Linked DNA regions of Homo sapiens: regions 1 and 2 are each linked to region 3. The links are chromatin loops, found by intact Hi-C in ENCODE. Cell type or tissue: dorsolateral prefrontal cortex. All regions are shown on one strand.

The links. Hi-C counts contacts between places; a loop is a spot of excess contacts. Peaks named below come from ENCODE experiments on the same cell type or tissue, not always from the same donor. Only the 100,000 strongest peaks of a DNase experiment are listed, where the experiment ranks them.
Region 1: a loop joins it to region 3, with 4 times the contacts of the local background. A loop is called at or near these places in 2 of 110 quality-filtered maps.
Region 2: a loop joins it to region 3, with 10 times the contacts of the local background. A loop is called at or near these places in 15 of 110 quality-filtered maps.

Annotation. Positions count from the first base shown.
Region 1 is chr9:7,843,209-7,845,708 of GRCh38, forward strand. No RefSeq gene overlaps it. Among named protein-coding and RNA genes, the nearest start is that of DMAC1, 45 kb to the left of the region's middle. In dorsolateral prefrontal cortex, a CTCF peak has its summit at 1,264; no DNase peak of the experiment used is centred here.
Region 2 is chr9:8,894,901-8,897,400 of GRCh38, forward strand. The region is part of intron 11 of PTPRD (protein tyrosine phosphatase receptor type D); the gene reads right to left. Among named protein-coding and RNA genes, the nearest start is that of PTPRD-AS1, 38 kb to the left of the region's middle. In dorsolateral prefrontal cortex, CTCF peaks have their summits at 1,063 and 1,264; no DNase peak of the experiment used is centred here; H3K4me3 peaks cover 1,315 bases; H3K27ac peaks cover 1,862 bases.
Region 3 is chr9:9,002,106-9,004,605 of GRCh38, forward strand. The region is part of intron 11 of PTPRD (protein tyrosine phosphatase receptor type D); the gene reads right to left. Among named protein-coding and RNA genes, the nearest start is that of PTPRD-AS1, 150 kb to the left of the region's middle. In dorsolateral prefrontal cortex, a CTCF peak has its summit at 1,270 (motif pointing left); a DNase peak (open chromatin) is centred at 1,266; H3K27ac peaks cover 1,490 bases.

The DNA.
Region 1 (2,500 bases), 1.2 Mb before region 3:
ACCTAGGACAGAATGGAACTCAAGTGACATGTGGCTATACTCAACTCATATTGTAGTTGTGTACCACAAATAACCACCCACTACATAATTCCTTTCAAAATATGGCAAAGTACTTTTGCCAAAAGTTAGTATAGGAGGGAGGATTGACCTTGATTTTCAGGAGAGTACAGACACACACACGCACACACACACACTGTGGCTTATTGATGAGATTGGCATGTGAACAGCATATCCATGCTGAGAACATGGGTAAGATATTTCCCCATGAACACATACATCTCTAATGCATACCCCCAAAATACAGTTCATATTTTACAAGATTTGTGCTTTGCCAATGAAATATCAAGGTGTCAATGTTAGATTTCTCTATTTATTCGTAAAGTAGTAATAAATACCCTGTTGGGCACTGAGAATACAAAGATGATGAGAATCGTTTGCTCTCAAAGAATTCATTCTCATAGGAAGAGACACATAAATATAATACATATTTACAATTTGATGTAGTAAATGATAAAGAAGCTATAGAACACAGAAAAAGGATAAACCATGGGAAGAAGTAGGGAAATCTTCATGGAGGAGAAGTCATGGATGGTGGGAGCAAGAAACTGAGTAGAATTTTGCCAGGTGAAGAAAACAAAAGCTGGGAGATACTTCACTGATAGAATAGCACATACTATCCCATATGTGTGCAAAACATATGGCATACATGGGAAACTGTGAATTGTTTGGAGGTCAGGGTCCTTGGGATTGTAAGAGTTAAGGCTGTAGATGGAAACTAATGGGGTTCACCAAATAATTTGACTTTATTTTGAACGGCAGGGAAATACTGAAGGAATTTAAACCAATTAATGATGTGATTAGACCCAGAAGTGGTAGAAAGAAATAATGGATGTGCAGCAGTAAGGGGCTTGGAGATCTGTTGAGAAGCTCTTGGAATGTAGTAAAGGGGATGTGTCAGACAAGACAGAACAGAGGTTGCTAAGCCAGATAGTATCCAGTGTTGCATTTTGCATTGCTTGTACAGTGTTAGCTCATACAATGTTCTTAAAAATTCAAATTGTTGCCATATGATCAGATTTTTCATAAAAATCTGGATTTCCATAATTTTTTGCAAAATTAGAAGATGGCATGCAAACAGTTGGCTGGCGTTAGTAACAGTTGTTCCCCATAGATGTAGTGTGCATTTTCCTGGTTACTACAGTCCCCAGCTCTCCCTCTTGTGTCTGTAACACTGGAGCAAAGTGTCAGTAGTCATATACCATTGCACATTTATGTCAGCAGAGGGCATCTTCACAAACGGAGTCTCTCCTGAACCTATAATCAGTTGCTGTCCTTACTGGAATTCACTTTCTAATGAATTGGGGGAGATGGTTCTCCCTACTGAAAACTATAGCATTTCCTTGGGATCTCTTGATTTTCAATGCATCCGTGAGTTTTGCTTCCTTAAGTATGGCTTAACTCTGATGTTGAAGTCGTTTGTGTTGGATGTAAGGGACCTTCTTGTAAAAAGGTATTGCATTTCCCATTGCGTAGCAAATTAAGCAATAGATGAGTGCTTATAGCAGGCCAGCTGCAGATCTACGCACCATGGGGGATACCAGAGATATGAGACGAATTACCATCTGTATTAGTCCAGTTTGCCCTGCCATAAAGGAGTACCTGAGATTCAATAATTTATTTTAAAAAGAGGTTTATTTAGCTCACAGTTCTGTAGGCTGTACAAGAAGCATGGTGCCAGCATCTGGAAGTTTTCAATCATAGTGGAAGGCGAAGGGGGAGCCAGCATGTCACATGGCAAGACAGCAAGTAAGAGAGAGAAGAGGTGGGAGGGAGGTCCCAGGCTCTTTTTAACAACCAGATCTCCTATAATGTAATAGAGCCAGAACTCACTCATTACTGCAGGGAGGGCACCAAACCATTCATGAGGGATCTACCCCCATGACCCAAACACCTTCCCCTAGGCCCCACCTCCAACAATGAGGATCACATTTCAACATGAGATTTGGAGGGGACAAATATCTGAACTATATCACCATCCCTCACAGAAATTCACAATCTAATTAGAAGGCATTTCCATTCTACTAGCTGAAGCTACCTCTTACTTGTCAGTCTTGCACCTCCGCACTCTTGATAAATGCTTTCTAATCAGCAGAGTACCATCTAGTTCACTGAAGCAACTATGCCCAATGGCACCCTGAGACCTAAAAAAGTTTCTATAGCTCTGAAAGGGGTGGAAGCTGCAAGTGGAGAGCAGCAACTGAACTGGATCAGTGTAATCTATTCACACTTGGACTACTCTGTTTTTTGCAGCATACCAGGGTGTTTGTTGTAAATGGGATGGAGGGGGTATTCCTTTGAGCCTGTGGGAAGTTTGAGCAGCAAGCAACCAGTCACATATCCCTGTGAGCAAGATCAGAATTGCTAAGTTTAAAAAAAAATTATCTGTCTTCTAAATTATGGTTTTAGAAGATGATACAACAAGTTGTTAGTGTCTTGTTTT
Region 2 (2,500 bases), 110 kb before region 3:
GAGACAACACACAATTTGGAGCCCAGAGAGCCCAAGAGATCTGCTTGTGGCAAAACCGAAAAAGGAATCAAGTCTCTTCACTTCTCACTGCAATGCAGTGCTGTCTTTTGCATATATATTGTCACAAGCTTTATCTTTTCACTTTTTACTTTGGAAACTGATTCAACTTCTGCCTTTAAGTCTTGTGCAGTACTCTTACACTGTGTTAGTAACTATATTAATTACCAATTAAAGAACTTTGCAACCCTCCTAGCAGCTGTAGATATTTTTAAACATGGGGATTTGAGCTAGTTGAAAGAATGACAATGTTTCCTTTTCTGCTTTTCAGACTTTCCCCAAAGCCTCTATGAGACTATTTTATAAGATACACCAGGATAAGATCAAAGCCCTTCCAAGAGGGTCTGGCATTCTCTATCTTTTTGGTTGCCAAAATAAAAACATAAGTCAAATTCAACACTATTAATGGATAATATGTTCCCACTCTCTCTGTCCTTTTGAAAAAGAGACTGAGAGTTTTACTTTGGAAATTCAGTGATAGTGAGTTTGATTTTAAATACACCAAAGAGTTGGAAACTATCTTTTAGATAATAGAACTTTCAAACAGTGTGGAAGATTTTTCAGGGAAGTCCAACAGACTTCAACTCACTATGAATAAATAAAATCGAGAATAAAATGTCCTTTGTAGCATGCTTTCTCCTCTCCCCGATATGTGTGCAATTCCTGTGCCCTGCATTCGCTTTTTAATGCTCAGATAATCCCAGGTTTTTAATCCATGTCACTTCAGCATGTCACACTTGATTGCAGAATTTGGGGAAGACAATGAGTGCTGCTGAAATGTGAGACACTCCTCCAGACTTTAGTTTACTGTGTAAAGACAGGTAGGAAGAGCCTTCTAGATTTAACTCTCATATATCATAAAGCTAAAGCAACGAGAAAACTATACATTTCACATTAAAGTTGGGCATTTCTCTTCAGAGAGAAGTTGAGCCGAATAGCACTTGTTAATTCCGAGGTTCAGCACACTCCTAGGAGCCTGTTAATATTTGCTGCCCCCTGTAGTTTGCTCTTGTAAAAATCCTTAAAAAATCAAGAGAGCTATTTAAAACTCCAGTTGCTCTTTTAAATCTGACACACTTGTGGAATTTCATTTCCTATCTTTTTTCAGTCCAACTCCACACATCAGAGTGTTGACATGGGGCAAGACAAGGGAATACTACTGTGAGCAGTAGTGATTTCATTTAAGTGAATAAACTGGGGGAAATGATTGCCTTTTAAACATGCAGACTATATTGCACGGAGAAAGCCTGCTCACATAAATATAATTTTCTTTAAAAAGGCAGAGGAAGCTTCTGTTAATTGAACTACTTTCTCAATTTCCTATTGCCTTCAGAATTGGTTATGGACATGATTTCCATTGTCTCCAATCACAATAGCTTCTAATAACATTAAGCTTAAAATAATACAGAAGAACAGGACAGACTTGTGGTTTGTTCATTTGCTGAAACTAATATAGATGGCAGAAATTTTACCCAAGCTTAAAATAGCATAAAATAGCATATAGAACACAAAAGTCAACACTGGCTCAATGATGAATGAAATTTCATTATAAAGAATCACAACCTAACATCTAATTTTAGTAAAAATTTTGGAACTAGTTATTGCCACAAACAAATGCTGGGGCAGAAGATAATAAAACTGTTTACTTTATCAATAGATTAATGAAGAGGAGTAGGTAATTCTGAGATAATATCATCCCATAGTCTGTGTGACTTGAATAGTTTCAGGTTTAATTTCATGATTCAATTGGCCTGCATATACGTAACTCCCAGAAAGATTATAGATGAGTGCAATTAATTTGTACAGTGCTAAAGCTTCCCACAGGCACATAAAACATTCCCTTTAGTTCCTTTAGAGTTAATATTACAGATTCAGGTTATTTTTCATCAGAAATGAATCCCAAAGTTGATAATTCCAATCAAATTGGTAAAAATAAAAGCATACCTACAGTTGCTTTGAGATCAAGAAAGAGAACTGTAGATTAGTTCTAATTTTATATAGGTAACTGAAGTGAATAAATGCCTCTTTCTAAAAAGATAAAAACAAATTAAAGGCTTTTGATAGGAGAAACTTTAATATATCTACAATACTGTGAAATACATCAGGATAAATTATGTTTGCTGATGATCATTTTCATTATGAAACTCTTACAATATAGCCATAATATTTCATTTTGTTGAGGTAGAGACAGAGGCCAAAATCTATCAATCAAGGAATATTTATTAAATGCCTGTGGGTTCCCTGCTGAAGGGAATATCGAACAAGCGTAAGTTGTAGACACTCATCTCAAGGTACATGCAGACTGACTCATAGCTAAATGAGTGAAAAGACAATAAGCATAAGAGAAGTTTACAAAGAGATGTTTTTTTTTCGTAGCATGGTCAGAAGGTATGGATTGAGCTGGGCTGGAATTTAGATAAGAAGACAGATGTGCAGGTTGAAG
Region 3 (2,500 bases):
TTTTACAAGAATTTTTAACATAGCCTGATTCATAATACCTTATACCATATATTATCTAGAAGATAGGATATTTATCTCCAGAGAAATGGTAAGGTAAAGAGAGAAACAAAATATTCAATATAAAAAACTATTTACCCAAGATTTTTCAGAAAAATCACACTTGTAGATCTTAATATTAATGAGGCACTGAAGTATATTAAGAAATGCAACGTACAAATTAACATAATGAAAAGAATTAAAAGAAAGCTAAGTAATGATCAAGTCATTAGGCAGCCCATACTAAAGAACAATTTGCAGAATCAAAATTCAACAGACGGATACACCACTATTAGTGAAAAAATTGATTATTCTATTATATAAACTTACTTTTGCCATTTTTAGAAGTTATGCCTGTTTCTTTTATAATTAATTATGTGCCTATAATGGTAGAGAATTTATAGTTTAGATAAACCTATACAAATAGAATTCTCCACACCAACAATAAGGCCCTTTATGATGTCTAATTTATATTACTTGATATTTTATATGTAACTAGATTTCTTTTTTCCAGTCTTAACAACTTACTTTTTGGCCTCAATCTGGTTACTGGGCTTCCGCCTACTTCTTTGCACCCAAATTTGTGTCTTAGAAATTTGCTTAATATCCTAATCCCTCTAGGAATTGAGGAAGTTGTTCTTGCTTGACCAGCTCTTTCCAGGAGATTGGAGCCCTGCTCATTGCACCCATCAAGTAAGGGTCACCACAATGTACCAACGCTTCCTTGTGCTATCTCCCTCCTTAGATTTTACTTTCAGTGGTATGTTGGACCAAGCTCTTACTGGCTTGCAATAGCCTGTTGTTAAATGTTCAACAATTTTGTGAGTGGGACTACTGCTGGAAATTAATCACCGTAGAAGTATTTAACCCAAAGAAATCATGAAATGCTTTTAATGCCTGGAGAGCTGACTTATCAACAAACACACCACTGGATCATCGCCCCTTTCAGAATACGTTAGGTAACTCTGTTTGGATCCCCTGACCATTAACTATTATTGAAAGGTTTATTTTATATAACATTCTACTGGACTTTGTCCCAGTACTTTCAGCTGGCCTTACTTGAAAGTAACTGCCTCACCCTAGTAAGACAGTGTGGTTCTGGATTCTGGTTCCTTCAGTTTTTCCTCTATTGTTCTATGAGCAACTAAGACATGAACAGCTGAATCTAAATCCCTAACGCTCTGAATACTCTAGGCAGTCTGGCTGTTGCATCTGAGCCTGTCCTTTTGTTACCCAAAGCCTCCCTCTGCTGGCCCCAACTATTAAAATATGCCTACTTGTGTTCTACCCTCTCAAATGCCTATTCTCCTTTAGTATAGACACATTTTGAATATGGTTTTAGAAATACAGACTCCAAGAGAGGTGAGCTAAGACATGACTGGTCTATGATGGTGATTGTTGGCTGGATCTCAGTGTTCATTTTGGATGTCCTAATTTAATGCCAGTTAAACAGTCATCTAACTCTAGCATAAAGGCTTTTTAGCAATAGGCAGTAAGTAGATTGTGAATGACAGGCTGAGCTGGGCTTTGATATCATTAGCAAGCATGTTGGTTGCTTACTTGCTGCTTCAAATCTATTCTCCTTAATGCCCATTCTGTGTTTTCGAACTGGCCTGTGATAGCTGGAAAAAGGCTCTTCTCTTCTTACTAAGATTGTTAAAGACTTAGCTCTGTTAGTAAAATCAGAAAACTCGCAATCTGTAAATGCCTGATAACGTCACTACACATAGGAACATGACAATGCATCAACTTTCATGTGATTTGTTGTCTTTTAAACAAATTGTCTACTTCTTAGTCTTATGGCCATTGCATTCCTAAACGAACTCAATCTCTGGACTAGGTCTCATCTCACTATAAATCATTTGCTGCATTGCAAAGACCAATACTGAGTATTCTTGTGCTTATGTTTCTCCTTTAGATAAATCTTTTTGTGTTCTCACAGACTCTAACCCCTTATAGACTACAGTTTTGTTGTTTGAAAGAATTTAAGGTAAACAGCTTTTGTCAATCAGAACTCCTCAAATTATTGTATGTTTTGATATTCAGTATCATTTTTAGTGGTATAATCTGTAATTTAGGAAGCATCCACATTATTTCAACTCATTTTAAATTTTAAGAATATGCCACAAAAAGATTTGAAATATCTCCAAGGTATATATAAAATATTTTAAACAAATTATCATATAAAATATAAACCTCATACCCTTATTCTCTTCCTACATTTCAACCATCTCAACACAATTATTTTTGGAACTATATAATCATGTCAGTTTAAAATCACCTATATAGTATAAACTCTCTGGAATTCGAAAATTTTGGCACATAACACTCTGTGGCTGTTTTTTTTTACTTGGCTCTTGTTGGCTAAGATGATCAAGATCCGGAATGATTGCATCCCATTTAATTCTTCCCAAATGTTTCTCTTCCTGACATTCTTTAGCCATATGGATCATTCCCATTTTCA